Regions from separate parts of the Homo sapiens genome. Here region 1 is linked to region 2. A link is an interaction called in ENCODE POLR2A ChIA-PET data of the cell type or tissue named here. Cell type or tissue: PC-9. All regions are shown on one strand. Links, peaks and the distances in the headings refer to the core of each region. The heading gives the core; the rest is flanking DNA.

What was found. ChIA-PET counts read pairs that join two places held together with the same protein. Peaks named below come from ENCODE experiments on the same cell type or tissue, not always from the same donor. Only the 100,000 strongest peaks of a DNase experiment are listed, where the experiment ranks them.
Region 1: POLR2A ChIA-PET joins it to region 2 with 6 read pairs; 3 of 35 experiments call an interaction of 5 or more read pairs at or near these places.

The regions. Positions count from the first base shown.
Region 1 is chr13:30,792,774-30,803,415 of GRCh38, reverse strand. LINC00398 (long intergenic non-protein coding RNA 398) reads right to left here and starts at 210. Exons shown (of 2, transcript NR_047012.1): 1 at 1-210. RefSeq lists silencers at 316-435, 10,490-10,642 and enhancers at 3,613-4,812, 10,220-10,642, 10,490-10,642, 9,662-10,642. In PC-9, for the core only: CTCF peaks have their summits at 6,739 and 6,999; a DNase peak (open chromatin) is centred at 7,025; H3K4me3 peaks cover 1,599 bases; H3K27ac peaks cover 2,067 bases.
Region 2 is chr13:31,163,964-31,174,605 of GRCh38, reverse strand. It overlaps LOC105370148 (a long non-coding RNA gene), which reads right to left. Exons shown (of 3, transcript XR_941825.3): 1 at 10,509-10,642; 2 at 9,364-9,452; 3 at 2,837-3,169. Among named protein-coding and RNA genes, the nearest start is that of HSPH1, 7.4 kb to the right of the region's middle. In PC-9, for the core only: no CTCF peak of the experiment used is centred there; a DNase peak (open chromatin) is centred at 7,805.

The DNA.
Region 1 (10,642 bases), core at 5,469-7,968, 370 kb after region 2:
GAGAGAACCAGGCTGAAAGGGTGACCCAGGGCTTCCGTGGCCTAGAATGAGAGAGACATCGCATGGCGCAAGGTTCCAAGTAGGGTTCGCGGCGGGGAGGGCCCCTGCCGCAAAGGGACTCAGTGTTGTGCGAGGGAGGTGAAGTCGCTTCTTGATCAGCCGTATTTCTTGCCTACACTTGACACCGTCACCAGCCCAGGCGCCTTTCCGGTCACCCTCACGGAAAGGCTCATCCACGCTGGAAGGAGGGAACCTCCTCGTTAACCTCTAGCATGCCGGTGCCTGCCACCCCAGGGCGCGGGAGCCCGCAGGAGCAGGCGTGTGGACGTCCTGAGAGCTGCCACTAGATGGCGCGTCTGCCCTGCCTACTCAGGAGCCCCGCTCAGGGCACCGGGTGCGGGAGCCCGGCTAATTGCCCTCTAATGAGAAGGCTGCTCCCAAAGTGCCCTCCTCGCAGGGAAAGCCCCAGGCTCCTATCAAAGGGAATGGCTTATTTATCCTCTAACGTGAAGAAACTTCCACACAGCATCAATTAAACACATTAAATGTGACCAGAGTGAGAAAACATCTAAAGGATAGAATATTGAATTGTTGCCACTGACAAATATCAAACCACCCATTCTGGTCTCGGTGGCGTGTACAGTTGACCTTGAACAACACAGGTTTGAACTGTGTGTGTCCAGTTAGAGGTGGACCTTCTTCTGCCTCTGCCACCCCTGAGAAGCGGGACCAACCCCTCCTCTTCCTCCTCCTCCTCAGCCTACTCAGAAGACCACAAGGCTGAAGGCCTTCATGGCGATCCACTTCCACTTAATGAGTAGTCGATATACTTTCTCTTCCTTATGATTTTTTAAATAACAATTTCTTTTCTTTAGCTTACTTTATTGTAAGAATATAGTATATAATACATTAACATACAAAATATGTGTGAATCGACTATTTATGTTATCAATAAGGCTTCCAGTCAACAGTAGGCTATTAGTAGTTCAGTTTGGGGGAGTCAAAAGTTGTATATAGATTTTAAACTGTGTGGGGATTGGCACCCCTAAAGCCTTCATTACTCAAGAGTCAACTGTAGGTGGGCCCTGGGAAGGTTCTCAATTTTTTTTTTTTTTTGAGACAGAGTCTGTTTCTGTCACACAGGCTGGAGTGCGGTGGTATGATTTCAGTTCACTGCAACTTCCGCTTCCAGGATTCAAGCAATTCTCCTGCCTCAGCCTCCGAGAAGCTGTGACTACAGGTGCGTGCCACCATGCCCGGATAATTTTTGTATTTTTAGTGGAGACGGGGTTTCGCCATGTTGGCCAGGCTCGTCTCAAACTCCTGACCTCAAGTGATTCACCAGCCTTGGCCTCCCAAAGTGCTGGAATTAAAGGTGTGAGCCACTGTGCCTGGACGGTTCTCAAATTTTCTGAGATCAGATGGAGTCTGCCCCTCCACCTGGCAGGCTGAAGGCTGGGGCTTGCAGAGATGTGGTGTCTGTTACCCCAGACACTGCAGGTGACCTTGCCTCTTACTAACTTTTCTTATCAGTACCATTTGGACCCTCACACTCATGAGGATGTGGGTGATAATGTGGAGGTTAAATAATATGGTCACTGATGATATTTTCTATACTGTCTGTTTGCAGGGCAGAGTCTTACAGATCTGGACCACAGCAGACCTGAATCAAATAAGAATATGCCCAGATATGGGGTATTCGGGAGCAGATTATGAAACAAGGAAACTGAAGTCCTAAGCAGATCCACAGTTCCAAATTCTGAACCGCTTGAGGCCACATCAGATACAGGATGCTATTATGCTATTAGGGCTGTGGCTTAGTACATTATACAGATGGTGGGGAAAGGCCTGCAGGAGAAAGGCCTACCATTCCTGGATTCCAAAAATAGTGGTCTCCTAAGCAATCGATCTGCTTTTATGTTTAATATTCATCTGTTTCCCTTTCCCAGTTAACTCCTAGAGCCAAACTCACGGCCCACAGGAAGGAACCATATCAACCTGCACGGTGTGCTTTTAATTTCCCTCACCTTGTTCCAGCCTCTATTTTATGTTGCCACTCTTTTCTTTCCTTTCTTTTTTGCTCAGGCTTTTAGTACATATTTAACTTTTATTTTATGTCTCCTCCTCTTCAAACCACCTTAAGTCCTTTTTGGAATAGAGCAGAACACAAATAAAATAGGTGTCAGATACATTCTCTCTGTGACCTTGCATTGGGTCAAAGGACTCATGAATGTGTGTTACCTGTAATCTTTTGTGGAAAAGAGGATTTTAAAATTCTCTGCCAGCCTTCCCAAGTGGTGACATTTTCCTATACTACTTCTTTACTATTTCCTTTAATTTTGATTAACCTTTGACTCAGACACCTCTGACTAGTATCTTCTAGACTTTTCTCTTTTGCATGTAATACACAAAGCCTTCTTTTTTTATTTTCTAATTTCAGAAAGTGTATATTAATTTATTAGAGAACTTAGGTGGCTGATTGAAAAAAAAAGGAGGGAGGTACAGATTTAAACTTTTTTCCATCAAGAGTATTGCAAACCAGCAATACCATTTCATTAGTCTGGCTGGTGCTTTCAAAACCTATCAAGGAACAAGGAGAAAGTCACGGCAGGGTCACTCAAAAATTCATCTATCGCCAGGCGTGGTGGCCCATGCCTGGAATCCCAGCACTTTGCCAGGCCGAGGCAGGCTGATCACTTGAAGTCAGGAGATTGAGACCAGCCTGGCCAACATGGTGAAACCCCGTCTTTACCAAAAAGACAAAAATTAGCCAGGCATGGTGGTGTGAATCTGTAGTTCCAGCTACTCTGGAGGTTGAGGCAGGAGAATTGCTTGAGCCCAGGAGGTGGAGGCTGCAGTGAGCCAAAATCGTGCCACTGCACTCTAGCCTGGAAGACAGAGCAACACCCTGTCTCAGAAAAAAAAGAAAGAAAGAGAGAAAGAGAAAAAGGAAAGAAAGACAGAAAGACAGGAAGGAAGGAAGGAAGGAAGGAAGGAAGGAAGGAAGGAAGGAAGGAAGGAAGGAAGGAAAGGAAATAATCGTCTATCCCCTAAGTAATATATGTGGCTGCTCTTGCTATTACAAGTATTGAGAGACTTCTCGAAGGCCTCAATTCCTGAAACTCAAAGATTGCCCCCAAAATCCAGACATGGTAGGTGCTCAGTGCTATCTATTGAATGAATTAATGAAGCCAAACCAAGAGGCTGGGGAAGAATTAATGAATTCATTGGGTCTGTTCATGGCAGTTCTGAGGCCCCAGATGGGACTGATGTATTTTCAAAGACATCAGTCTTTGAAAATTTGCTAAACTGTTGCTGTGGTATTCTCAAGGAGAGAGGGGCTGAGCAGACATGGCTGGTCTCTGAAGAAGGGCAGTTTTGAAGCAGAAAGCATCAGTGGACCAGGAAAACTTCTTTGCAGAAGCCCCTGGAAATGCCATTATTCTATAAAATGAGCCCTTCCCTTTCCTCTTCCACCCACCTCCCCTCCTTCAAGTAGAAATAACTTGCCTCATTCATTCCAGCAAGGAAACCCAAGACCTCGATCCTACAGCCTCTCCTTCCCTATGCTGCCTTCTGAATGTGTGTCCTGAGAGTTTGGTGTTTTTCCCCCTGAAAGATTTTATGTCATTGGCCAGGCCTAAAAAGCTTGAAAGAACAAAGAATATAATTCGTCTGTGGGTTTGGCCTGTCTGAACAACAGATTTCTCTAATCCAGGACAAAAGCTGGACTTGCCAAGGACACACATTTGTAATTAAAATCTGCATTTATATTTGAAAATTTCACCAGTTGGTATTTTTTTTCAAGTCGGCGGACGCATCTCTTTCTCCCTGGCTCCCAGCTCTCGTGCCTTCGCGTTGACTTCTTTTTCAGGATCTTGGCGCACCTAAGCCTTGTGGGGCCTGGCTTTCTAAGGAGCAGCAGAGAATGCTTGGGTGAGGAGGCCTCTCAGCAGGCTGGAAGCGTTTCCTTTCCTATCCAGCCTCCCTCCCTGCCAGGGAATCGTCAAGCCTGAGGGAAGTGCTCCCCCTCCTATGTTTACGAAGCACTAAATTTACGAAGTCATTAATTCCCTTCATAAAGACGGAGCCTAATGGAGTTTTCTATTAGTCATTGAGATCGCGGTTATAACCCTGAAAGATCAAGAAAGCAATCAGGAGTCTAAATTGAAGTGGGAGTCGGGGGGACAGCAAAGACGTTTCTCCTCTTTAGCTGTCAGACTTTCCTGTTTTAAAGGGAAATATTGTGAATATCTTAATCACTACCTCACACATTTGTTTATTATTATTTTTCCTTTTCAGAACATTCAGAAATGTTGTGTAGACGCACAGGATTCATCGTCCAGGCATGTATATCTCAGGGGGCGGTGTTCTTTGTCCTAGTAGCTGAAGCTACCCAAAGATTCCCCCAAAATCCAAACACAGTAGATGCTCAGTGCTATGTGTTGAATGGATACATGAAGGAATGCAGCCAAACCGAGAGGCTGGGGAAGGATTAATGAATTCACGGGCTGTTTGTGGCAGTTCTCTGACCCGAGGCCCCACATGGGACTTTTGTACCTTCAAAGATGTGAAGATTAGCTAAACTGTTGCTGTTTAGCAAATCTTCTAGGGTGAGTTTCTAGGGTGTTTCTAGGGTGAGTGGTCACCTTAGGGAGAGCCAGGGTCAGGGTCACGGCCCCCACAAGGCCAGGCACACAGCCCTGGGGTGCTCTGGACAGGAAAACTAGAAATAGAGGACCCTGTTTTCCCAGTGCCCAAATTACTCAGGCCTCCAGGGAGTCCCTTACCCCATTCGAGGCCATAGAGCTGCAGGGAGCCATCCTGCCCTGAGCCTGCTCGTCTCTTTGCAAGCCCAGGCCACCCACTTTGGGCTTTGGGCGGAGAAGACAGGTGTATTTCTAGTCAAGAGAAGTTTCCCTGCACAGAGTCCAAGGAACGGCCTCCTCTGGGGCCTTACAGGCCCTCCACAGCTCAACAGTGAGCCCAGCAAAGACGCCTCTTGACTTCGGTGTAGCCTCATCTTCCAGAGAATTCCCTGAGATGCCACGTGGCTGTAAGAAACGCTGCTGCAGTCCAAGGAGACAGCAAGGGAAGCTGTGTTGGAGGGAAAGCAGCAGTTTTCAAAATACACCCACAGACTTGTACCAAGACCACCAGGAAGGGAAGCTCATTCGAAATGTAGACTCTCCCCCTACTACCGCCACCATCAGCAGCTCCTGCAAAACCAGAATGTCTAATGCCGGGGAGTGGGGGAGGTCGGCCTTCACTCGAGGAAAGAGGCTTAAAGGGTTTCTTCACCTGTCTGTGGGCCCCTGACACGTGCAGCCCTCCTGGGCTCCAGGAGTGGTCCCAGAAGACTCCCCTTTCAGGTGCAGGAATCCTGGGTTCCACAGCAGGGGTGCTGCCAGTGGCTGCCTGGGACTCCCAGGATATCCCTCCTGGTGAAGCCAGTCAGCAGATCAGAGGTTTCAGTCCTTACTGACTGTGAAATCTAGTGTGTGTGGTCACTCTTTTTACCTCCTTGCTCCTGCGTAAGATCCAAGTGGAGAGTAGAATCTCTCCACCAGCCCCTCCATAGTGTGTTTCAGGTACCCTAGACAGGGCCTCTGTCCCCCTTGGCTACCTACTTGGCACTTGGGGTCTGACCCTGTCCTGTTTACATCCCTGGCGAGGAACCTCCCTGAGCAGTTGTCAGTGGGAGAAATGTACAGGGGGGCACCAGGATCAGGGCTGACTTAAGGGAAGGAATTCCCAACCTCTGGCTGTACAGTGAGGTCAGGGAATCTTGGAGACTGTTGCACCTTTGTGGGACCCATCTCTTTGGAGAGCCTTTTGGAAGGGTGCTGGGATGTTCATCTTTGTGTTAGTCTTTCCACTGGGCCATGCCCATGCTGCTACAGGCTAGTAGCTGGAGCCAAATCCTGGCCCTGCGTCTCACAGCTGTGTGACCTCGGGTCCATTACTCACCTTCTCTGAGCTGGTTTCCCTATCTGTAAAGTAGAAACAATCATAATGATAATGGAGACAATGTTCCTGCAGCGTGAATGAGATAACAAAAGCTCATGTCAGACGCGTAGGTGGTGCTGAAACATGTCTGCTGCTTCTCCCCTCCTCCAGCGTTTCACACTGTGCACCCACACTGGGAACTTAGGGGAGTTCCTGGACCCTCAGGGGAATGATATCACAGAACCATTCTAATTGCCTAAGTCTCACAAGCAATCTGATATGCCTAGTATTTGTTCCTGAGTCTGAGAGGAGATCGTTATTGTTCATCTTTTAAAGCAACAGGTCGCCCAGTCTGTTGACGATACCTCCCATCAAGACATATGCTCCACCAAGCTAGGAGCGGATGATGCCAGAGCCGCCTTGCTTCTTGGATTTTCTTCTGAGCCCCACCGTGCTGGGGAGACTCTGAGCATGGTAAATATTTAAGCACACGTCTTGTGTAACTGTCACAGATCCGGATGCACCGGGAGCCATGGAGCCACAAGCTGGCACCTGTCTAAGTGTCCCAGCTTCGAGAGACGGTGTTTGTGCCAACATTGGGAGTCTGTTGGCGACCAGTGGCTGATAGGTAGCAGAATTCTGTGGTCTGTTAATTGTCTTGGAAGCAAATCCTTGAATTGGGAGAAAGAGAAAGCAACTGTAATTAAAGCTTCCCTTGGGCAGAATTTCCCTGTGCAGGCAGTTGGCACATTTTTTGTGTGCCCGTTAAGCTCCAGGCACTGGGCTAGGAACTTTACGTTCACTGAAGCTTTTAATCCTGGTAACAGCCAAAGAAGAGACTGTTATTGTCACCAAGAAACAAAGGCTCAGAGAGGTTAAATGGTCTGCTCAGAGTTCTACAGCTACTCGGTGTCAGAACTAGGGAATGAAGCCAGAGTTGGGAAATGTAGCTATGAAAAAAGAGAGTTGATATCACCATTTTAAAACCCTGATGCCCTGCCAGCAACATCGCCCAGAGATTGAGATCCTTGAGACCAGGGAGGAGGCTTGTGTTTGCAGGGAATGCCTTTGGGTGCCACCACTAGGTCAGACGCTAAACCACATCCTGATGCCTCATAGATGCCCATTGGGGAAATAGATTCTGTCACGTCTCAAGGTATGTATTTATTAAAACCCATGGGAATGGAAAGACAGCAGAGAAAAAGAAAGTAGAACAACACAGGATGAAGGGGCTGTGCTGCCTACAGTAAACAGAACCCAGGAAGCTGATTACAGCAGAGATGGAGGTCACCTCCCCTTCCTCTGTGCCCCTGCCATCCTCAGCATTCTCCCCCTGCTCCCTGAACAGCCCTTCCTGCCACTCATGGGACACCCTACACATGACACGGCCACTGCCAGGCTCCAGGAGTCTGGATAGGAATAACCAGATACATGATGAGCCTACAGTGTTGTTTTAAAGTTTATCTTATTTATTTATTTTAGGGGCAGGGTCTCACTCTGTCACCCAGGCTGGAGTGCAGTGGCACAATCACAGCTCAATCATAACTCACTCACTGTAGCCTTAGAGTCCTGAGCTCAAGTGATCCTCTTGCCTCAGCCTTCCAAGTAGCTGGGACTATAGGTGTACACCATCAAAACCAGTAATTTATTATTATTCTTTGTAGAGATGCTTTGCTTTGTTGCCCAGGCAGGTCTCCAACTCCTGGCTTTAAGCAATCCGCCCACTTTGGCCTTCCAAAATGTTGGGGTTACAGGAGCAGACATTGTGCCCAGCAAGGTTACAGTTTAAAATAATCACAGAAGTCCCTTTCTGAGAGAGTTCAAAAACAAATGTTATGGAAATTCTGCCAGAAAGATGTATAAGAGCTGGACTTGGGGAAGGTTTTAAGAAAGAGGGACTGGAGTGGGACCCTCACGGGTGAGTAGGGTATAGATAGTTGGGGTGGGGCTGAGGAAAGAAGCTTCTGGGTGTGACCCTATCCTCACAGAGGACAAGAGTGTGGGGAGGGAGAGAGCACAGAGCTCCCACTGGGCACCAGGGGAGGTGAGGGCGATCATGCGTGGTGCGGAAGATCACATAGGACCTTGAGAGCTACTTCTAGCAACAACTGTATTCTGAGTGCCCTTGTGGGGTCTGCTGAAGGGTTTTCAACTAATAGGATGAAATCAACTAGGAATACCAATGGGTCTGTCTGTAAGACCAGGAGCTGCCTTTAGGTCTCCAGCATAGCACATGCTCAGGTGTTATGTATGTGTTGAACTCAATTTAGGTTTATAGATAGATAGGAAAGAACAGGGATATTTGATCTGGTGTAAATCCTACTCTTCATTGGAAATGGAAGTTAATGGTTGTGAACCCCCCAAAAGAAGACAAACCCTGTAGTCACAAAGATTATGAAGTCATCTCAGGTTGATCTCTCTTTGCTGCCTATAGCCTTTCCTGGTAAATAATCAATGTTTCAACAAGTGCAAATCAAAATAACACTTCTTTTGCTCCTGGTTTATAAATGAGTCAGTGCTGAATTCTGATAGTAAGAAGCAAACCCCTATGATAGTCTACGAAGCTTGCCTCAAAGTCTATGCCTACCCTTCGTCCTGGTCTTCCAAGCTTGCTTCCCAAGCCAACCTGACGTGTGGAGAGCTGCTGATCTGAATGAGTACTTAGCTGCCAAAATGTACCCAAAATTGTACAGCAGAAATAATAGTAACATGACATATAGAATGCTAAGAAATCATTACCAAGTGTCATATCAAGAAACGCTGCATGAACTTGGACAAGAAGAGAAGCAAGCTCATTGGTTCAGTGGTTCATGCTGGTGGGGGTACTCTAGCCTCGGGAGCCACTGTTTGGACCGAACATTCCAGCTTGTCTGCCATATGCTTCTCTCTGTATTTTGGCTTCATTCTCACCAAAGGGTTGTGGACCCTTTTCCCCAGCAGTCACACAATCTGACCACCAGCAGCTTCGAGGTTCTTCTTCCTCCTCCAAAAAGGAACATTTCTTTTCTTTCTTTCTTTTTTTTTTTTTTTTGATGGAGTTGCACTCTTGTTGCCCAGGCTGGAGTACAATGGCACAATTGCGGCTCACTGCAACCTCCACCTCCCAGGTTCAAGCAATTCTCCTGCCTCAGCTGCCTCAGCCTCCCAAGTAACTAGGATTACAGACATGTGCCACCATGACTGGCTAATCTTTTGTATTTAGTAGAAATGGGGTTTCACCATGTTGGTTAGGCTGGTCTCAAACTCCTGACCTCAGGTGATCCACCTCCTTCGGCCTCCCAAAGTGCTGGGATTAAAGGCATGAGCCACTGCGCCCAGCCAAAAAAGAAACATTTCTTCCCCACCAGCAGTAGCACAAATAAATCTCAGGGAGAGACCCTGATCAGCCGTGACTGGGTTGGTGTCCTCCCTCAAGGGGACTATGGCCAGAGAGGTGGAGACACAGAAAGGGAGACAACCCCCATTCAGACCACATTGCTGGAGCCTGGGGACCAAAGGCAGTTCTGTCAAAGATGGTAGAAGGGACACAAAGGACCCATTCTGACCCAGGAAGCCAACCAAATGGTGTGCATACCAGCTTGTCATGCATGGAGGCCTGGAAGGGTTCTGTCATTCTCCTGAGTGGCCCTGCCTGGGTTTCCGGGTCCCTGCCTCCAGTTGCTTCTGATTCCTGATGATCAAAAGACCCCACTGATTTTTTTCACCTCTTTGAGTCAAACTGCCCTCTCTGCTGGATCCTTAGCAGTCACTGATGCCCGCAGTTAAAAATTCAACCTTTCATGGGTACAAAGAAAGAAGAAATAAGACCTAGCATTTGCTAGCACAACAGGGTGACTATAGTAAAACATAATTTAATTATACATTTTAAAATAATTAAAAGAATATAATTGGATTGTTTGAAACACAAAGGATAAATACTTGAGGTGATGGATACCCTATTTACCCTGCTGTGATTGTTATGTATGACATTCCTGTATCAAAATATCTCATGTAACCCATAAATATATACACCTACTGTGTACCCACAAAAATTTTAAAAAGTCAGCCTTTCTATAGAGTTAACATTGTGCCAGGTAGGCACAACAATGAGAAATGACAAGAGGAAATGATGAGCTAAAATGCCTATTTTCTCTCACGAAGCGATGTAATACAGAAGCCTTACGTTTTCTGGTTATCTGGCCAAAAGAAATCCTGTCATTGCCCTTGGTTATCAAATAGACCTCATGTTCTTGTCAGTCAGAGAATTGTGGAAATTTGCAGCTTAAAAATGTAAGGTGTGGGTGAAATCAGATTAGGTTTGACTTCATTGTTCAACAGAGGTTCACAGATGGGTCCCCTAATGACTAGGGTTTTGGTGTCCTTGGCCAAGGTTAAGTGACGAGTTAGGTCATCGGTCATTGCCATCCCTAGTGGTTAAAGCTTGGCCAGGAGCAATCCCACTTATTAAGAAAAATGCCTTGCCGAGGGGTAGAACGTTAATTTAATTTAGGGATAGTACAATTGTATCTGCACATTCTGCATTTCACTGTTGATACAGCCTGAGCCTGCCTGGCTGGTTGCAATTGTTTTAAATCCTCTGGCACCATTGATCCCTAATTGACCCCAGATTCCTGAGCGCCAGGAGCAGCCCTGACTTGTTTATTGCTGGCCCTGGGCCACCGTGCGGGTGTCCGCTGAGTTCCGCTGAGCTCAG
Region 2 (10,642 bases), core at 6,446-8,945:
GACTTTCTTACGGTAAGAACTATGTTACTCTGGAGCTGCAAGGTCTGCCTTTGCCCCTACATAAGGAAGGCCCATCTGAGAAGGGAAGCAACGCAGAGCAGAGTTTAGCTGAGAGATGGGCAGAGAGAAAGTCCTGAGGATGTCACTTGAGCTCCTGGATATGGCTGAGCCTAAACTAGATGCCCCCTAAAACTTCCAAATTATGTGGATCAGTAAATTCCCATTTTTGTTTTGTTGGTTGGCTGATTTTTTTGTTGTTGTTGCCTGCAACTGCAAAAATCCAAACTAATATACTGTTTTTCCCTGCCCTGGTTCGTAACTTTGACAGCTTGTGTAAGATTTTCATGAGTCTCTGGCTCCCCTGGGTGGCAAAGAGAATAAATTCACATTTCTAGGAGTCCCACTCTCTGCACTAGCATGCTCCTTTCTACAGTTTATTTATGTTTCGACTCCCCTAGTCTCAAACATACTTGTGTGTAATCTTAGCCCACAGATGTTTTGGCAGAAATTTCTTTTTCATGGTTATACTGCTTTTCTAGCTGTGGTGGTTCTGGGTCTGCAGTCGGTCAAATCTCATCCCTGGTCCTGCTTGGGGTGGCCATTGAATTGGGTTTGAGTCAGTGGTACAGTGAGTGGCCCAAGTTGGGGGGCAGTGGGTCACCCTCTTCTAGGAGCAGTCAGCGACACAAAACACCATCTTGGTATTATTAGAAGGTTGTACCAACCAGCTATAGGAACAAGCCCCAGTGCCAACATGATTTTAAAAGTCCTAGCCAGAGGAATTAGGCTCATCCAGATTATTCTGTCTGAGGAAGAACTGACTAGTTAGAAAAAAATTACAAGTCGATAGGTGTTTTCATGATGTAAGAATCTATTTAAGAACATGAAGGTGTGGCCATATTCGTTTTATTTTGTCATGATGAATATCCTGGGGAGCCATTGCTACTGCAAAAAGGTCCCTGGAACACTTACCAATCTTTTAGTACTCAGAGACTACCTGGAAACACGTCTTTAGTATGTGCCTTTCTGAGCTGGGCTCACCTATTACATCATTGTTGCTCATTCCTTATTTTGAGCCTTGTACTTCAGAATCGCTAACCTAATCCGCATATGTATTTGTTCGTCTCCTCTGTATTTGCATACTCTGGCAGAGAAATGGAGTCCTCTTCCTCCATCCTACTCACTTTAGCTCAGGCGTCACCCACCTTATTCCCCCTTCCAACATCCTTGGCCCAGGTGAGCTACGTGTCCCACTGCTGTGTCCAAAAATTTTCTGTTCACAGAGCTGTCATTATAACGATTCCATTGGATAATTATGTTTATGGGTGTGTCCTCAACCAGACTGAGAAGCTTGAGGCACAGTTTTTAACTCTTTTTTTTCTTAAGGCCATATGTCTCCTGGCTCACGGTATGGCCCATAGCAGGCGTGCAAAGTTCATTGAATTGATATGTTCATTAAAAGTACGGGGTCGATAAAATAGCACCTGTTGAGGAACTACTGTCTAGATGCCTTAGAGAACTGTAGTGAGAATTTAACAAGAGAGCATAAATCAATGACAGGGAGATATACCTAGCACAAAGTCAACATGGTTGTTGAATGAATGATGGAAGATCTACATTTTGAAGATGAAAATGATGAAGTTCAGACAGCTTAAACTTTTTCCCAGAGTCACACAGTTAAAGTGAGAGAGGTGAGATCTGAACACAGCCCACTCTGGCCCCTAAGCCCTTGGCTTCCCCTACAGCTCCTTGTCATCTTCTGCATTATACATCTTTAGGTCTCTTGCCCCAGCAGGCAGGCAAACATTTTTCATTGTTGACAATGACCCTTGAATCAACTGTAACACTTTCACATGATGGCTTTCCATGGGAGGAATTCCAGAAATATTTGTTGCATGAATGGATGAATGAATAGACTTGGGAAATTTCCAGTGCTGAACAAAGGTGCGTGGACTAGTCCATTTAGGGCATGATACTATATATCCCTTTAGAACATGTACCAACATCACTATAGCAATCCACTAAGCAGAAATATAACGTGTTATAAAATAACACTGGAGACAGGGCCAAAAGAACAATGTCATAGAAATAAAGGTAAAGAAAAGAAAGTTAACCTTTCTAGGACAGTGATAGATTTTAAATCTGTGGTATTCAGAATATTCTTATGAATTTTTCACAATGGAATGGAGGTATTTTGACCTCCCCTCTAAAATCTGATTCTCTGATTTAGAATTATCTGCAAAGATATTCACACAGATATATGTAGTTTTTTTGAAATTTGTGGACTATCAATTATCTAGGCAGTCACGCAATATGAACAGCACAATATGAAAGATGAAGATAAGGAAACAGTTTTGCTGTTCTCTTTCATAATCCTGGGAGAGGGTTATGAAGGGAGTGAAGTGACTCGGAAGTGTCTTAGGTAACCAAGCATTAGTAATCAAAGCAATAACAACCATAGCTGTCAGCTATTGTGTGCCCTTTTAATGGAAGACATCTGGCTTAGGTGATATTACTTTATTAATTGGTCCCCACAATACCACAATGAGGTAGGATTTTTTTTTTTTCTTTTTTCGAGATGGAGTCTCACTCTTGTTGCCCAGGCTGGAGTACAGTGGCGCGATCTCGGCTCACTGCAACCTCCACCTCCTGGGTTCAAGCGATTCTCCTGCCTCAGCCTCCCCAGTAGCTGGGATTACAGGCGCCCGCCACCACCCCCAGCTAATTTTTGTATTTTTAGTAGAGACAGGGTTTCGCCATGTTGGCCAGGCTGGTGTTGAACTCCTGACCTCAGGTGATCCACCTGCCTCGGCCTCCCAAAGTGCTGGGATTACAGGCGTGAGCCACCGCACCTGGCCAAGGTAGAATTTCTTACCCACATCTTACTGGTAAGATTTTAGAAGAGTTAGGCAGTTTGCCCGAGAAAGGTTGCAGATGCCAGGATTTATACCCAGCTCTGCCTGACTCCACACACAGTCTAGAGGGTTGTCTTGTGACTATTACTATAATACCAAATGCACAGTACAGCTGCCAAGGCCCTTAACCTTGCTGCAGTTCTGAGAGTTGGTTCTCTTTCAGTTTCCTGAAGGCAGGAACGTGGGCTGTTCGTCATGGTATCTCCAGCACAAAGCAAACGGCTGCCACATTGTAGGAGTTCATCCAGATCACTCTATATGAGGAAAGTGCGAAGGTGACTTGCTAGAATAAAACATTTCAAGTCAAAGGCTAATAGGTATTTTCATTATGTAATCTATAAGGACATTTAAAACCATAAAGGTTTGGCCATGTTGGTTTTATTTTATCCTAATTAATATCATGGAGACCTACTGCTATTCCAAAAAGCCAATAAGGTCCTTGGATTCCTCCTTTTGTTACTGGTGGAGAGTGTCTAGGTTTTTGACATCTTGAACAAAGAATTGGACAAAATGCACAAACAAAACAAGGAAAGAATGAAGCACCAAAACAAGAGATCTATTGAAAATAAAAGTACACTCCACATGGTGGGAATGGGTCTTAGCATAGGGGATCAAGGCCCCAGTTCCAGAATTTTCTGGAGTTTAAATACACTCTAGAGGTTTCCCATTGGCCACTTGGTTTACACCCCATGCAAATGAAGTAGTGGTCCGCAATCAAGAGGCTGAAGCAAAGTTACAAAGTTACATTCGTATGCAAACATCTGATTGGTTGTGGAAAGCAACCAGTCAGAGGTACTTTCAATTTTCTGTCTGCTATGCAGGAAAAGGAGGGAGGGTTTGCAAAGTTGGGGTTTTCCTTTTGATTTAGTTCTAGGAAGTCAGCCTAAATCGGCCTTAGGTTCCCTGCCTGCAGACTCTATTCTCCTGCCTCACTTTGGGAACAGCCCAGGATTCCTCAATGTTATAGTCCCCACTCACCATCCCTGCCAAGCACCCTCACATCTCCTTACACACAACAACAGACAATGGTACTCTGCCCCCAGGGAAGAGTTCTGGGTCTATTCAAAGACAGATGTGATCCTCAAGGACATGCCATAGGTCACAGTAGTAAGGGTCGAGCTTCCATTACTCCAGAGGAGAAGAAAAACCTTTGTTATTCATCTCTGCCACCAAAGGCGATAGTCTAGAGTGGATTTCCTCCTCCTAATGAGTTGCCCTCCCCATTGGAAAGGCCAGTGCAGGTCCCAGGTGGGGGAAAAGGAGGAATGGTTTGTTGTTTGTTCTAGCAAACAGGGAAGGACACTTTTTTCACTTTCTTGCAGCTGATGATGTAAGAAGGCCTGGCTCCCTCTTGCTGGTTAGGCCTCTTAGCCATGGCAGACCAAAAAGAAATCAGATAGGAAGAGAACATGCATGTATGGCTTAAGAACCTTGGCAGAGGGCTGGGCATGGTGGCTCACGCCTAGAAATCCAGCACTTTGGGAGGCTGAGGCAGGCAGATGACAAGGTCAGGAGATCAAGACCATCCTGGCTAACATGGTGAAACCCCATCTCTACTAAAAATACAAAAAATTAGCCAGGCGTGGTGGCGCGTGCCTATAGTCCCAGTTACTTGGGAGGCTGAGGCAGGAGAATCGCTTGAACCTGGGAGGTGGAGGTTGCAGTGAGCCGAGATTGTGCCACTGGGCGACAGAATGAGACTCCATCTTAAAAAACAAAACAAAACAAAACAAAAAAACAAACAAAAAAACAAAAAACAAAAAACAAAAAAAAACCTTGGCAGAGGTAGGTCAGGGATTTTCATTCTGGGGCATTTAGGAGACATGACCAACAGTGAATGATTAATAAATGATGAAGAGAGAAAGGGAGGAAGGCAGGAAGAAACGAAGGAAAAGGAAAGGAGCAATTTTTGATTCATTCAACAAAGGCCTATAAATAAAAAGAGAAAGGACAGTCTTCGGGAGCTCACAGCCCTTGGGGGAATCAATAAACAAGCCCTAAAGTTTGAACAACTCAGACAGAAATCAGAGGCAGCTGAGCAGAGCAGGGAGCGCGGAGCAGTACTCCCCTTTCTTCTCAAGAGGAATGGAGTTGCGGGGTCGAGGGGGCAGTGGGGAGCTGTTGGGAGGGAGCCACAAAGATTCTTATGCACCCAGCCAGTCTGACCACGGTAATATAAGGCAGAGTCCTACAGAGCCATATGCCCCTTGGCTATCTTCTTTTTTCTTTTTTTTTTTTTTTGAGACAGAGTCTTGCTCTGTTGCCAGGCTGGAGTGCAGTGGCACAATCTCGGCTCACTGCAACCTCCGCCTTTCGGATTCAAGCGATTCTCCTGCCTCAGCCTCCTGAGTAGCTGGGATTACAGGTGTGTGCCACCACGCCCAGCTAATTTTTGTATTTTTAGTAGAGACGGGGTTTCACCGTGTTGGACAGAATGGTCTTGATCTCTTGACCTCATGATCTGTCTGCCTCGGCCTCCCAAAGTGCTGGGATTACAGGTATGAGCCACCATGCCTAGACTGCCCCTTGGATATCTTCCTATGCAGCCTTTAATATAACCAACTAGGGAAACTGGTTTTATTTAAGTGGAACTTATTTAATAAAAATATCTCCATTCTGGGAGTGGAAACTTAAATCTATGTGACTTGGTTTTTTCATATGACCGGGAATGATTGGGAGCACCTGTTTGATGACGTAGCCGTGCTGGCAGTCGGAGGAGCCACAACAGAGTTGGGTGGGGCGGAGTGCTGGCATTTAACAGCAGCTAACAGCGTGAGGGCCGGCTACACACCTGGCTTAGTGCAGGGCACTGGGCACAGAGAGATGCGTAAGCATGGATGGCACACCAGAACCCAGGCGAAAGGAGCTTTGGGAGTTGGGAGGCACCAGCCGGCGGGTTATCTGCCTGGGCCTGGGAGAGACAGAGGCTGGAGACATGGCAGGGACAAGGAGCTCAAGACACTCTCCTGCCTTTTTGTCTTGGGCTGACCCTGTTCCCTCTTTTCAGAGACAAAGGGGAAAACATTTATATTGTCAAAATATAAAAAGAGTTGTTAAATGGTGAAAGGCTAAGAGAGCCTTTGTAAGCAGGAAATAAGGTGGACTAACGTATTTATGGAGAATGGGCTTCTTTAATGAAAGTAACAAATTACACACTTCCTCAGGAAAAACAGAATTGTAACCGTTTCTTCAGGCACATGTGAAAAGAAAGAAAGAAAGGAAGGAATAGTTAGTATCCTGTATCTTTTCTATTCCAAATTATGATGAGGTCGATTCAAAGTCCTTGTACATAAAGATGAGTCATTTCAGTACAGACTCTTTGGGTCTAATTTACATTTCAGAATTTAAAAAGCTGGTTTCAGTGTTGTTGGCCAGCAATATTAGCTTTCTAAGAGTAACTGAATTTTTTTCTAGGAAGTCTCATCTTCTCCAATGCTTTATTCCTTCCTCTCAATATATTTTAACCTCATGTTTGCTGGTGTGGAAAGCAGCTGAAAGGCATGTAGAATAATTTGAGTGCCTCATCCTTCAGAATAGGCAAGAAATTCCCTTTTTGCTGTTTTCCCATTGATGCCAAGGAATTAAATAAAGCAACCGTAATTTGTATGGCTTTGAGTTGTGTCTCTCCTTTCCACATTATTCTAGTCATCCACCATTAGACAAGTGGTTATATACATCCTTGCCAAGATGTAACTTTGCAATCAGATAGTGAGTTCTTCCGAAGTGTCCGGAAGGAGGAATTTCATTTCACTTGGCACAAATGAGGTAAGAACAGTATGACTTGCTCAATAAAAACAGGTACCCAAAATGTTTTTTATTCTACCACTCCCACCCTCCCTAGTGGATTATTAATTAGTTTAGGGGAACTGAATGCACCCTTGGTTCCAACAGCTTAATGAGCTACCCCATGAGGGCATCTGTAATATGTCTCAAGAGCTCAGACACATCCTGGTTTCAGAATCCTCTGACACACAGAAAAATACACCAACAATTTGTAGTTATTTTCCCACCAAAATGAAGGTGCTTTTTTTCAACACAGCAAACCTAAAGAGTCTGTACTGAAATGACTCATCTTTATGTACAAGGACTTTGAACTGACCTCATCATAATTTGGAATAGAAGAGACACAGGATACTAACTCTTCCTTCCTTTCCTTCTTTTCACACATGCCTGAAGAAACAAAAGAAAGAAGAAAAGAGGAATCTATTTCTGGTATATAAATTTAGTTTTCAGGGTGGAAAATCAGAATATTATGTAGGGCAACAATGATTCTGGTTATCCAAATATTAACTTTCTTTCTCCTTTCTATGATAGAATGACTAAGGTAACCATGAATGTAAGAATTAATTAATAATTTTCAGTCACTATGTGGGCATTCTAATTATTATTTCATAAGTAAAGAAGCCAAGGTGGCTGGGCACTGTGGCTCACACCTGTAATCCCACCACTTTGGGAGGCCGAGGCAGGTGGATCACGAGGTCAGGCGTTCAAGACCAACCTGGTCAAGATGGTGAAACCCCTGTTTCTACTAAAAATACAAAAATTAGCCAGGTGCGGTGGCAGGCGCCTGTAATCCCAGTTATTCAGGAGGCTGAGGCAGGAGAATCGCTTGAACCCAGGAGGCGGACATTCCAGTGAGCTGAGATTGCACCACTGCACTCCAGCCTGGGTGACAGAACAAGCCTCTGTCTCAGAAAAAAAAAACAAAAAAACCCAAGGCAAAGGAAAACAGTGAATTGTATGTACCTTTCTGAAGGAAGTAATTGATAATCACAAAAATACTTTCAACCACAGTTCAATATTACCTTCTTGGAATAGGCAGTGCACATTTGTACAACAGCAGGCATGTCTCGTAGCCAAATGAGAGATGTGTCCCTCCTCTTGTAACCTAATACAGGTTGGAGTTGTCTGACTCATTCAGATCTGGGTTACCGTTCTCCCATCTCTTAGCCTCTGTGGCTCAGAAATCAAACAGTGCTCTATTTTCTTTCAAACACATTCTGAGACTCTGCCCTTTTTGTATTAGGCTTAAATCAAAGCTACTGCTCTTAACCAGGGACAACTTTGTCCATTGGTGACATTCGGCAATGTCTGGAGACATTTTCGGTTGTTGCAATTGGGCCAGGGGTGAGGTGGTGGGGGTGTGGGGGGTGCGGGAGGAAGAGCAGGACACTGCTGCTGGCAACTAGTAGGATGTGGCCATGGATGCAGTTAATTATTCAGGGTGCAGGACAGCCCACACGATGACTATCCAGCCCAAAATGTCAACAGTGCCAAGGCTGAGAAACTCTGCATTAGAGAAAAGCATTTCCCAATAAGTTTGTTTTTTCATTCAACTATTCAACAAATATTGATTGAGCATCTATAATGCACTATAAAGAAGAAAAACAATCACTGCCCTCTGGGTCAGACAATCAAAGAAGGGAAGTACCTAACACACACACACACACACACACACACACACACCCCAAGATCACTGCAGCTATATGTTGTAGTATAGAGTGTGGTACATGTTGTGAAGGAAATCAGTGGATAACAACAGAGAGTGAACCAGGAGGTGCTTTAGGTAATATGGTCATGAAAGACCTTCCTGAGGAGGTTACTTGCTTTGGGTAGCAAGTAACAGAAACCCCAATTCAAGTTGGCTTAAGTGGTGAGGAAATGTATGGCTGGCATAACTTAAATCTAGAGGTAGGGTGGGTCTCAAGACTGACTTCAGCCCTAGGCTCCAACTTAATTTTCTTAGTTCTATCCACTTCCATGTGTCATTTCCTTTTCAGGATGATAGTAAGGTTGTTGTAATGGTTCTGGGCCTCATAACCTCACACAACAGCGCCTGGAGGAAGAAGAAGATGGAGGGAGTGGAAGGAAAGGGATGGAAAGGGGCAGAGAAATACCCTCATACCCAGGCATTCTAAACCATAGCCCTGAAAGTCACCCTGATTGGGCTGCCTAGGTCACCTGACCATCCTGGAACCAACGACTGTGGCCAAGGGGAATAGGATGTGCTGATTGGCCTAAGCCAAACAGTGACCACCCTCCGCATTCGGGCTGGCACCAGCTTCTCCTTAACTGGACAAGAACTGGGTGTACTTTGGGGAAGGGTAATGTGCTTACTGGGTGGGCATTCAGAAACCTTCTCTACAGATGGTGAAGAATTCAATAGAGCCTTGAAGGATGAGGAACTGGCCTAGCCAGGAGCCTGAGGAAGAATTTTCTAGGCAGGGGAATAAAGGAACACCTTGATGTGGGGTAGGGGGCCAGTGTGCCTGAGCACGGTGTTCCAGTGGCAAAGTGGCTCACAGTGAGTTTGGGGGCAGACATGAACATTTTCCTACACATTGAGTTTTTGTCTGCCACATTTATTACAAAATATGATCCTTTTTAGGCTAAAAGAAACATCATTTTACATATCTTTTCCATGTCCTACCAGACAAAACATACTTACCTTATTTCTAGGTGTACCTTTTTATAAGTCTCTGCTCCCTGCGTGATTTCCCCATGCATTCCTATTTTTAGATGATCATTCTATTATAACTTAAAATAAGGACAAAATAGGTTTTAGCAGAACCAATTAAGGTTTAAAAGATACATTTTCAGGTTAATATATAAGAAGAAAACAAAAATCTTTTGGTAAGCAAATATTGAAAAAGGTTCAAACGGACAAGATTTCAGATAATTGAGTATTCATGATGCCCCAGCATTGCAGAGAAGTGACAAAACACATCTTGATTTAGAACAAGTTTTATACTACTTCTGTAACCCTCCAGACCCTGGCATTATGCTGGTTATAGAGAAGACTGCCATACTGGTTGATACCAGAAATTCAAAGTCATATGCACTTTCATGTATATTACTCTATCTGCATATCCCCTCCTTTGCCCATCTCTTCCTCCTTTCAAGGAAGCCTGGCATAGTTTTTTATATCTACTGCATATTATCTCTTTGAATGGCATTTTTGTTTGGGCTTTTCTTAATTTTGCATTTTTGTTTTATTGTTCTTTGGAAGTGGTCTGTTTCTGCTTCCAATTTTGAGGTCCTTCTTATTCTCTAAAACAAATATGGAATGAAACCTAATAATTGGATTCATAATTACATAACAAGGATTTGTAGGGATTGTCATTATTTGGTCCAAGTCTCATTTTAAAATTTCTGACATTACAACAGTAAGTGTGATAAATTCTACATGTAATAAAATATATAAACATATAAAGTAATAAAATATAATAAAGTGTTAAAAGTGAATTTTTTTAATAGTCTTGCTATATTGCCTGGGCAGGACTTCAACTCCTGGGCTGAAGCAACCCACATGCCTCAGCCTCCCATGTAGCTGGTACTAGAGGCATGAGCCACTGCACCTAGCTAGGAATTATTTTTTTATTTTTAGAGACAGACTCTTGTTCTGTTGCCCAGGCTGCAGTGCAGTGGAGTGATCATAGTTCACTGCAGCCTCAAACTCCTGGGCTCAGGTGATCCTCCTGCCTTGGCCTCCCAAAGTGCTGGGATTACAGATGTGAGCCGCCATGCCTGGCCCAGCTAAGAATTTCAATTAGATAATAAATATGGTAGATTTTACAACCTCTTATCACTTACCTGTTGTGCTGAATAATTAAGGCAAATCGATTAAATAAAAGGGGGCTACACCATGACTACACAACACATCCACAGCAGTACAAGATTAAAGTTTGTACTGACTTTCACTGAATGATATTACTTCTATTACTACA